Regions from separate parts of the Homo sapiens genome. Here region 1 is linked to region 2. The links are chromatin loops, found by intact Hi-C in ENCODE. Cell type or tissue: Calu3. All regions are shown on one strand. Each heading gives the region's core, and the rest is flanking DNA. Links, peaks and the distances in the headings are about the cores only.

Region 1 (5,726 bases), core at 526-4,525, 92 kb before region 2:
TTCTACCAAAAATACAAAAATTAGCTAGGTGTGGTGGTGCACTACTTGGGAGTATGAGGCACGAGAATTGCTTGAACCCGGGAGAAGTTGCAGTGAGCCAAGATCGCACCAGAGCACAGTCTGGGTGACAGAAAGAGACTCTGTCTCAAAAAAAAAAAAAAAAAAAATATATATATATATATATATATAACCTTATATTTCTGCTTGCTTTTTGCTTCATGTATTTTGAAGCTATATTTTTAGATGAATACAGCATCAGAATAATTTGTCTTCCTGGTGAATCTATCATTAAGTAAAGCAGCCCTTGATCCTTACTTAATGCCTTTATGTCCTTAAGTCAGTTTAGTATACATCAGCTTTCCTTTTGTCAATATCGATCTGGTGTTGTGATCATCACCGCTTGCCTGGCTAGAATCCATTTATTCCCCTTCCTTCCTAAACCTCAGATTTGTTTCGGTAGCCACTTCTTTCCCAAATAGCTAAGTGTCTCAGGCGAAGATTTGATTGGTCAAAGGATGACTCCACTATGCTTTCCAGTTGAATGTTTATTGGGCATGAGGTCCAATCCTGGCCAAAAGGAAGTGTGCTGGTAGCTAGGTAGCCTCTGGGAAAGTTTCCTTTTTCTGAGCAAGAGCCAGGGTCTCTTATCTCCTCCTGAATATTGCTATTTCTGCTATGACACTCGAAATTGCTGCAGCTGTATTACTACAAGCCAAAAAAATGAAACCAACATAGAGGATGTCAGAGGAGAGAGAAGGAAAGAACTCAAGTCTTTCATGCAACCATTACCTAATTGATTTTTGCATAGCCTTTTTATTTTTATGTGTAGCTTTTCTTTTAGAGCCTTGCTTAAACTGAATAAAATTGAGTTGCTTTGGACCTAAATACAGAGGGTTGTTTTTTTGACCTCTTAAGAGGTGCATTCATTCATTTGCATTCATTTAATAATATATTTGCTCTTCCGTTCTCGTATTTTGCTATTTTCAACTTCCTTGCAGTTTCTTTTGCTTTCAACCTTTTGTTATACATATTTGATTTGCTTTTTTCTTATGATTTTTGAAAATTATAATCTTCATTCTGCAACAGTTGCCTTTAAAAATAAGATTTTTGATGTTCAATGACATTTTTGTAAAAATGAAAATTGATGCAATCTAAATATTGGCAAGAATTAAATTATTATGCATACAAATAATGAAATGTTTATAAGCAATTGAAGTGGTAATATTGATATTCACCTGGAAAAACTTTCAAGTCATGCTGCTAGATGATAAAAGCAGTTTGTAAAACTGTATTTACAGTTGACCCTTCATGACTTCCTTTAGTCTGTTTCCATTCCCGTTATATTTAGCAGAAATTTTGTTACGTTTCTGGTATGTAAATGCCACCTTTTACTATTTTCCACAGCTAGTTCAGGCTTTCTCTAATTTTTATATTCCTTTAGTCATATCATTGGCCTGAGTGGTGGCATGAGAATTAGAGTTTCTATCTTTCCTGTAAGCCTTTGTTTTTCTTTATAAATCAACGTTGTGATTCATTCCTTCCTTCCTTCAATAAATGTTAATGACTACCTACTAAGTGCCAAATATTTAAATCTAACTGTAAGGATAGATGTTTAAGCCTACACATTATGTAATCTGTAAACTAAAAATAACAAAAGGAAGAGACTGGAAGATAGGAGTATCTAGAAAATAAACACCCAGTAGGGTAGCTTTGACCATGAATGAATAGCAGAGATAGTCTCTCATGCATGCATTTGCTGAGTTTCCACTGAATCGGTTCAGTAACCAGAAGAAAGTTCAAGGAAAGCGTAAAAGATATTAGCAAGTCTGAAGTTATTTTTAATGTGAATCTTAGTAACTTATGAAGAAAAAGTTATACCACTTCAATACCTTGGAAACCCAATGCCTTATTTATCATCTGTTTGTGTCTCCTCTGTAAAATGTGGTAATAAATACTAACCTCCTAGGTCTAGCCTGAGCATTGAGTGAAAACTAGTAAAATGAGGTAATAATGATGTTGTTATATAATAATCTTGCATATTACATATATAATATTGATATATTAGATGTGTCAGACACTGTTGTTCTTACTTTTTATATGTTAACTTCTTTTATCCTCATGACACCCTATGAAGTAGGTGTAATTATACTTACTTTGCAGATGAGGTTTTGAGGTTCACTCTAGTCATTTCTTCTAAGAGATAAAAATGTTTTTCTAGAAATTTCAAAGACATCAATGGTAGTAATTATAGAGAAAAAAATGGAAATTATCCTTTATAGAGCAAAAACCTTTTTTGTTCATTTAAGAGCATAAAAATGTGTCTGGACATTTATTCTAACCAATTAAATTTCATTGAAATTAAAATTAAATTTATGCAGATGATAATTACACATGGAATAATTTAATTTACTTTGAAATGTTTTCAGCTTTATCATGAAGTGAGGTGTAAGCACAAGAATGTTTGACCTTTCAAAGATCCAACGTGAGAGAAGGGTATTCACATTCCTACAAATTTAGAGATTACAGTAAGTTAGAGAGAAGATGACTGCAGAGCGGCTATTCATGCTTTTAATACACAGAGCTGGTGCTTTTCTTTCGGGCAGATGTGGGATACAGCCAGGCTGACATTCATGCCCTGAGAATGTTGTCTAACCTGCCATGGTTTGCTACATGTTAACCTTGTTTCTGATTACTTGCCTATATAGTCACCCAAACCAGAAGAGAATGTAACAGTGAGTCCATTTCTGCTCAGACTACCTGAGGCATTTTACTGGCTTCCTGCACAGGCACCCCATTAAGTATCAGCCCTGTGGGTTGGATGACATGGATCCCACCATGTTCCAGTCTACACATGACCCAAGCAAGTCAGCATAAATCCATCTCCTTACTAGTGCCTGGTTCTCCAGGGATGAACACATCTAGGACTCAGCCAATCCACATGGTAATGACCTGAGTCAGTTCAATCCATGTGAAGCCCAGGCAGTTTGCTTTGTGGTTGGGGGAAAAGAAACTCCTCTGAACAGTGGGATGTGAGGATATGAGATTTGGAGTTGCTGCGCCATTTTGCAACCATGAGGGAAGCCAGCTGAGAATGAAGCCAAGGTACAGAAAAGGGCAAAGCCAAGATAATTTCAGACAAATAGAATTCAAACCTCGATCAAACTTTACCTAAAGATCACTCTATCTTTAGACTTTTTGTTTACATGAATCAACAAATTCCCATTATTTAAAAAGCCATTTTGGCTGGGCACGGTGGCTCACGCCTGTAATCCCAGCACTTTGGGAGGCCAAGGCCAGTGGATCACCTGAGGTCAGGAGTTCTAGACCAGCCTGGCCAATATGGTGAAACCCTGTCTCTACTAAAAATACCAAAATTAGCCAGGCGTGGTGGTGCATGCCCATAATCCCAGCTACTCAGGAGGCTGTGGCAGGAGAATCACTTGAAACTTGGGAGGCAGAGGTTGCAGTGAGCCGAGATCGTGCCACTGCACTCCAGCCTAGGCAACAGAGCAAGACTCTGTCTCAAAAAAAAAAAAAAAAAAAAAAGTAGCCATTTGAGTTAAGGTTTTGCTATTTGCAATCAAAAACATTTTAGTCGATGCTGATTATGGAGCCAGGCAACAGGCCAGCAGAGAAATACTGTATGTGAAATCCAGGGCTCGTTGTTTAGCCAAATGGTAACATGGTCAGGAATAACTTGGATTTTATTAATGCAGTTGATTAACAGCTTCCTGATGTCTTTTATGTCTACCCACACTGCAGTGTCTTTCTCACTTTTGATGTGGTCCCTGCACCTCCCGGTCCCTTCTTTTTGTTCTTCTTTGGTGATCTGGCTGGACATCATTTCACGGTTCTCTAATTTGCCTTTCAGAACTTTGCACAGTTCTGTCTTGCCAGTTTGGCACCCTGTTCCCTGTCCTGCACTTCCCATACAGTTTGTTCACCTGCCAGCATTGTTTGTTTAAAGAGTATCCATCTCTTCTGGATGGCTTTCTTCCCATTAGGTTTTCCAAAATATGTATTTATTTATTTTACCAGTGCCCTAAACTTATTGAAATTTGCTTTCCCCAAATTATTTTTTCCTCATCAGTTTCTTTCCTTTTCCTTAGGAAAGGAACGCTGTGCCTTTTTTTCCCCTTTATATATTACTTTCACGGAAGGTTCAATCCTCTTTTAGTTCTCTATTAATTCTGCCATTATTGAAAATGGAGTTAGAAAGGATCTTTGTCTTATGATGTATTTTGTAACAAGTAATTATCTCCAGTGTACTTAAAAATCAGTTTCACAGTTGGTGGCTGACCCATTTTCTTCAGCAAATTTCAGGGTAGCTAGAAACCTGTCTAAACATACCACATTGGGGTGTTAGGATACTTGTCCTCATGTAATTTTGGGTGGGATATACTAAAATAAAGCAGGAGTAAATATACATTTATATCATTTGCTTATCTTAAAGTCCCTATAATAAAAGTTTTGAAGATAAAAAATTATTACCCAGGAGCAAAACCCAGGAGCAAAAACAATTACTTTCGTTTCTTACAACTCTCCCTGTTCCCAAAACACACTCACATACTGATATTATTTTCTTGTGATCTTGGGAAGAAAAACCCTAGAAGTTTAAGAGGTGGCTGCAAAGTTCTTCCAAGAGGAAAGAAATGTATTTTAAGTAAAAACAACTTAAGGACTATTTTGATAGTGGAAACACAAGCCCTTGCATTTGTCCTATATATTTCCCCCACCCATCCCTCCCCCATATACACATCTCTTCACAAGATGACTTTGTAGCCCCCTATCAAGGGGAGACCTTGTAACTTGCTTTGACCAATGGAATGCAGCAGAAGAAATGATGTACCAATTGTCCCTAGGCTTCAAGGATCCTTACATGCTTTTGGGTGTTCTCTTGAAACTGAGTGCAACCTCCATAAGCCTGGGTTTGCCTCCTGGAAGACAAGAGACTGCGTAGAGCGCATTCAAGTCATCCCAGTTGTCCCAGCTGAGGCCCCAGACAAGTGAAAGCCCGGCTGAAACAGCAAAGTCAACCTACAGGTGACAGCAGATGCATGCAGGCGCCCACCTGAGCCCAGTCCAAATTGCTGACCAGTGGAATCACATGCTCAACAAATGGCTGTTGGCAATGGTTTGTTAAGCAGCAAAAGCGAATAGATACAGAAGTATTTAAATTTCTGAGGATAGCATCTGTGGGTGGGGTAGCAGTTCTGGAAATGGGGGGAAGTCAATGGAGAGGAAAATAGATGGTGAGAAAGAAGGAGCCCAAGGCCAGTGATGCCAGTGAGAGGTTCTCGGTTGTGAGAACAGCTGGGAGACAGAACCTAGGTGTGGGTTTAAAGAGTAAAGCTTTCTTCAGTCCCAGCCCTCATCCATGGATCATCACTCCACATCTCCTACTTCTATTTGCCTGAGGCCAGTGGTATTTTTCAGAAATCAAAGAAAAAGGGTTGTGTTACATGTCTGAGGTTACAAGGGCATGAAAGAAAGAAGGAAACGGGAATACTTGCAAGAGGTGAGACTAGAGAGACCTGAACATCTAGATGATCGGCCAATGATCAGGATCAGGAGGTAACATGGAAAAATAGGTCCCACTCAATAATTCCTGGAAATACTGGAAGAATGCTGAGTTTTTCCCCTCTCTGTGTTCAAGCTGATTTTATCGAAATCTGAGTGGATAAGATCACCCCCACCACGCAGAGAATGCTCGTTGACAAGGAGCT
Region 2 (5,726 bases), core at 523-4,522:
TGTTACTCTTCTGTCAATTTCATCCCTTTGTAGACTAGCAGCCTCTATTGCAGCCCTCTGTGGAGTAGGGAATGGGAGGGCAGTAGTGGAGAGATAGGGAGGAGAAAGGAAAGTGATAGATTTGAGCTATGGCCAGTGATTCTTTCGGCTGTGCTCTGAAGACAGGCTTTTTAAGGCCCTCACTTTTGTTTGGACCCCTTATGTCCCCACTTGAAAATCTGGTATATATATATTTAAAAAAAAAAAAAACTTGTATTATCATTCGTTACTCTAATCTTTTAGGATTTTAGGATCTGGGGGCCAGATGGGTGCATACTTAGAACTATTTGGTGACTGAAAATGACAACTGACCCCAAACAGGGAGGCAGAACCCAAATGCAGATTACATTTTAAAGACGTTTTGGATTTAGAAAAAAAAGTTGATTATTTGGCACCATGTCATACAGCGATATATTCGACAGCCCAAACATGGCTAAATCAGAGCTTGTGTTTATAGCAATATTCCTAGCATGAAACTAAACCCCTCCACAAGCCTTCTTCTCAAAGTTCTCATTGGCTCCCTGATTGGGCATGGACCGTTGGGCAGCTGAAGTTAAACAGAGGGTGATGTCAAATTCCTGTCCTGTTTGATCAGCTGTGTTCTGTCACACCTGTGGTCAGGAAACTGGCCTCATCCATACTCAGTCCTCAACATTCCTGGCTAAATTACCCAAGCATGTATCCCAACCTCACAGAAATTAACTTCTCTTCTCTTTTGGGGAATCATTCTCAAATTCCTGACTGGCTTCTCAGTTTGGAGCAGAACTTTAGGTCACTGGTTTTCAAATTACTAGAGTTTTTTGTTTTTTTTTTTTCCTTCAAGATCAAAACCAGACATTGTCTAAACAAGTAGCAAAATTAAGTTTAGGAAGGTTACAAGGCCAAATGATCTCATGGATATATATTACTGATTTGGAAGACATATTGAGTTTTCTTCCTAACCCAACAACTGACTTATTATACATTCAGAGTATTTATTCTAAGATAAGAATACCTGTTTTCTATCTAATTCATAAGGAAATGGTGATGATACATTAATATGAATTATACTATTACTTCTTATGAAAATGCAAATATAGTTGAACATCTTTTTTTTCTTAATAAAAACTTTTAAAAACTCATTAATGAAAGGAAGCAGAATTAAGGAAATTAAGCACTATCTTGCGATATTCACAAAACAAATAATATTAAAAATGCACTGATATTTAAGAAAAAATGTTTCTTACAAATGTTGGCAAAAGGCATGAAAATAATCGTGTGATACGACACAATTAAATTTTTATATAAATTTTCATATTTTCAGTATCTTAATGTTCACGGAGCACAAATTTGAGTAGACTTTCTGCAGCAGACAGTTTTGCTTCTTAAGAACAAAGAATTTAATATATGGACTTTTACCAGATTCAGTTGCATTCTTTACATCACAACTTCATAATACTGAACACCTGTTCAACTACCCTTTTTCTCCAAAAATGTGTTTGATCGTTCAGCTTGAAAGAAACAGTTTTACACTTCTATTTACAAATCTCTCACATTTTTCACAAAGCAGTTATTAGTTGAATCAGACTTACAGCTCTTGAAATTTACACATAACATCACTACAGAGGTCGAATCTTAGGATCTCTGTCCTTTTTAGCAATCTTAATAGGAAAAAAGAACTTTTCTTAGACATAACACAGAAAAGATCTTAAATGGTAAATGTTCAAATAAAACTTCTTTAAAAATATGCAGATTATTTTTTATGACTAGTTCACTTTAGTTTGACCTTCTGTTCTTGGGTTCTTGATAGACTAAAAAAGACCGTGCGGCTTTCTAAGTGAAGATGCTTATTTCCTGTCTTAAATTATTTCGAGGTTTACAAAGTGATCTTTGTAAAACAGACTCTCATTTCACACTCCGATTTTCCTATCAGATAATGAATGGACCGATAATTTTTAAGCTGGAAAAACATATCTGTTTCACCTAGTACATTTTATTTATCACCAATAAGCTATCAATAACTATTACATACTTGCTTTCTCCAAAATGAAGTTTTAAACTTAACTGAAACACTAGTCTACCAACAAAAAGGTCAATACTTCTTATTACAAAAATCCCACATTCCATTTGTTTTATGCATTTAATAACAAAATAATTATAACACAAAAGCAATGTCAACTTACACTGTGAATCTTTATTTCTCTCAATTATCCTGTAATTCATTACTGAAGTCTTTGATTCTGCTACTTCGTTGCCTGGCTCAATCACTGATAGGTAGCTTTAAATGTTTCCAACAAGAAAAGATGTACTACGGCCGGGTGTGGTAACTCACGCCTGTAATCCCAGCACTTTGGGAGGCCGAGGCGAGCAGATCACTTGTGGTCAGGAGTTTGAGACCAGCCTGACCAACATGGCAAAACCCTGTCTCTACTAAAAGTACAAAAATTAGCCAGGCATGGGGCTGCATGCTTGTCCATTCCTGTAATCCCAGCTACTCGGGAGGCTGAGGCAGGAGAATCGCTTGAACCCAGGAGGCAGAGGTTGCAGTGAGCCAAGATCACACTACTGCCCTCCAACCTGGGCGACAGAGCCAGACTCCTTCTCAAAAAAAAAGAAGAAGAAAAGAAAGAAAGAAAAGTAAAAGAAAAGAGAAAAGAAATAAAGAAAAGATGTTCTACATTCACTAGAAGCAATATTCACATCTTATTTTCTTAACACATACATCTGAAAATGTGTTCTAATGTGTATAACAATATAAAAAAACGGATAACATCTGGTTTGAACAGTTGACATTTCACCATGTCCACACCACAGGGACACACATATACATGGTGAACTTAGGTTTCATGACGCCTGACAGACGTGGTAGGGGCCCTGAAGTAGCAACAGCTTGTCTAAAGGCGTAGCTGGTGCTTTCTTCCCTTTCATGTGGCTCTCAGCTATAATTAACAATGGCTGGTTTTTGCAGCATTACTGTCAGTGCCATTAATCCAAACAAAGACGTTATTTCAAAGTGATGCCAAATCCTATGACTCATAAGTTAATAAGTCTAAAGTTACTTGCAAAAGCATTGTAGTTGAAAACAATGTAGAAATGCTTCCGTACAAAATAAAAGGCAATTCTTTCCTAGAAAGCTGAGCCATTAACTTACCTAAATAGGACAGGGGCAGTGACGGGGAGAAAGAAAGGGCTATACTATTTGGTATGATCTCTTCTTCTAGTTCCACTGTTTTATTGCAAGCTGGATGCCCCAGCATATTCAAAAAACATTTCCCATCCCTACTGTCCCTCAGAATTTATAACCTTATTAGAAGGCCAGGTGTGGTGACTCAGGCCTGTAATCCCAGTGCTTTGGGAGGCCGAGGTGGGTGGATCACCTGGAGCCTGGAGTTTGAGATCATCCTGGGCAACAGAGCAAGACCCTATCTTGATCTGAAAAAGTTAGCCAGGCATGGTGGCTCAGGCCTGGAGTCCTAACTACTCTGGAGGCTGAGGCAGCAGGATTGCTTGAGCCCAGGAGATTGACATTGCAGTGTGCAAATGTGCCACTGTGATCCAGCCTGGGCCAAGAGTGAGACACCATCTCTAAAAAATAAATATTTAAATAAATAAGTAAATAAATACATAAATAATCTTATTAGAAAACAAGTTTAATCCATCTAAAAATCATAGAACTTACAAAATATTCATTGAAAATGCTAAATTCAATATAACCAAGTGGGGAAAGTTTTGGATAGTGATATAAATACAACATGAGACCTCAAAAAAATTCCAAGTACACATAACCTCCACGGATATACATTTACATGTATCTTTGGTCATATTATTTCCCACTAATCCAAAAGGCAGTTGATCGTAAAATAAACTATTATTTTATGTACCACCAAGAAAATCACCACTGATTAACCTATGATATAAAGTTACTGATAAAACAAATATATGGGGAGCTATGCTAAAATTTTTACCAAAGGGTCAGCAGTAACTATTTTCTCTCCCTGTGTGAAAGAACATTCTAGAAAGGCTTAAAAGAAATTTTTTTTGAGACAGGGTCTTGCTTTGTTGCCCAGGCTTGAGTGCAGTGGCGCAATCACGCCTCACTGAAGCCTCAACCTCCCAGGCTCAAGCAATCCTCCCACCTCAGTCTCCAGAGTAGCTGGGACTACAGGCATGTGCATTAAAAAAAAAAAAAATTGTTGTAGAGGAGTCTCCCTATGCTCCCCCAGCTGACCTCAAAATCCTGAGTTGAAGCAATCCTCCCCACTTGGCCTCTCAAGTTCTGGGGTCACAGGTGTGAGCCACTTTGCCCGGCTTCAAATGAAATTTTTGTTTCACTCAACCTCACTGTTCCTTAACACTGGAAACTTAATTATGTAAATGAATTATGATATATCCATACAATATAATACTATATAGCCAAAGAAAATTAGACAGGCATATGGAAAGACATACAGAGAGAATTAGAGAGAGACTCACTAGTCATCGGTACGAAAAAAAAAAAAAACTGTTAGCTCTTAATATCAGTTATCCCCAAGTGCTAAAATTACAGGTGATTTTTTTAATTTGCTTTTCTTTAGTTTCTAAAACTTATATAATGAACATGTAAGCACACACAAACTCATTTAATTCTTGAGGTTTACAACTTTTCATAGCAGATGGCTTACAAAAACAACTCTGTCTTACTTGCATATCTCAGACCTGGGCACCAAAACGATAGCCGCTAACTACATGTAACTATTTATACTTTTATATTTTTATTTCCTATTTGAGATGGAGTCTAGCTCTGTCACCCAGTGCACTGGAGCAATCTTTGCTCACTACAACTGCAGCCTCCTGGGTTCAAATGATTCTTGTGCCTCCCAAGTAGCTGGGATTACAGGCATGCGCCACCAAGCCTAGCTAATTTTTGTATTTTTAGTAGAGATGGGGTTTTGCCATGTTGGCCAGGCTGGGTCTTGAACCCCTGGCTTCCAGCTATTCACCCGCCTCGGCCTCCCAAAGTGCTGGGATTATAGACATGAGCCACCACACCTGACCTAAACTTTAATTAAAACTGCATATAACTCAAAATTCAGTTATTTGGCCCTACTAGTCACATTCCAAGCACTGAATAGCCACATGTGGCTAGTAGTTGCCGTATCTGAACAATACCTTTTCATCATCACGCAAAGTGCTATTAATAGAGTTGCCCTAACCATGGTTTGATTCAGATCTGTGTAAATAATGAGATGCTATTATTAAACAGTATAAATGTGCTTTCTTTCCTCTTGCCTTTCTGAGCACATGACCTCTGTCATATTCTACTCCTGAAGTACCCTTCTGCCTTGGAAGAATGTGATTTGTTGTAGAAGGACGCAAGGTGGGAGACAAATATAATATTCAGCTTCTGACCCTGAAAAATAGGACCTTTTAAGAAGAAACAGCCTTGCAAATCAGGCCACTTTCTTAAGGAAAGATGCTTTAAATTTCCCTCTCTCTCATTTCAAGCGTTCACTAGACAAGTGTCTTCAACATTTTGCTCACATATCCCAATGCACTTTTGAAAAGCTGTGTATCTTCTTCATCTCTTTTGAATTGACATCTAAAAATGTTCATCATGAATTTAGCCACAAAGATTTACTTTCTGATATTATACACGTCAATGAAATTTTGTCCCTGCATATTTAGTTAATTCAATAAATGGAAATATCTTCCTTATTACCTAATCATAA

The links. A loop is a pair of places that touch in the nucleus more often than their neighbours do. Peaks named below come from ENCODE experiments on the same cell type or tissue, not always from the same donor. Only the 100,000 strongest peaks of a DNase experiment are listed, where the experiment ranks them.
Region 1: it touches region 2 in a loop (2.3-fold over the local background); 1 of 110 quality-filtered maps calls a loop at or near these places.

What each region holds. Positions count from the first base shown.
Region 1 is chr10:27,798,639-27,804,364 of GRCh38, forward strand. No RefSeq gene overlaps it. Among named protein-coding and RNA genes, the nearest start is that of MKX, 56 kb to the left of the region's middle. In Calu3, for the core only: no CTCF peak of the experiment used is centred there; a DNase peak (open chromatin) is centred at 2,643.
Region 2 is chr10:27,890,537-27,896,262 of GRCh38, forward strand. All of the region lies in intron 17 of ODAD2 (outer dynein arm docking complex subunit 2), which reads right to left. Among named protein-coding and RNA genes, the nearest start is that of ODAD2, 110 kb to the right of the region's middle. In Calu3, for the core only: no CTCF peak of the experiment used is centred there; a DNase peak (open chromatin) is centred at 2,905.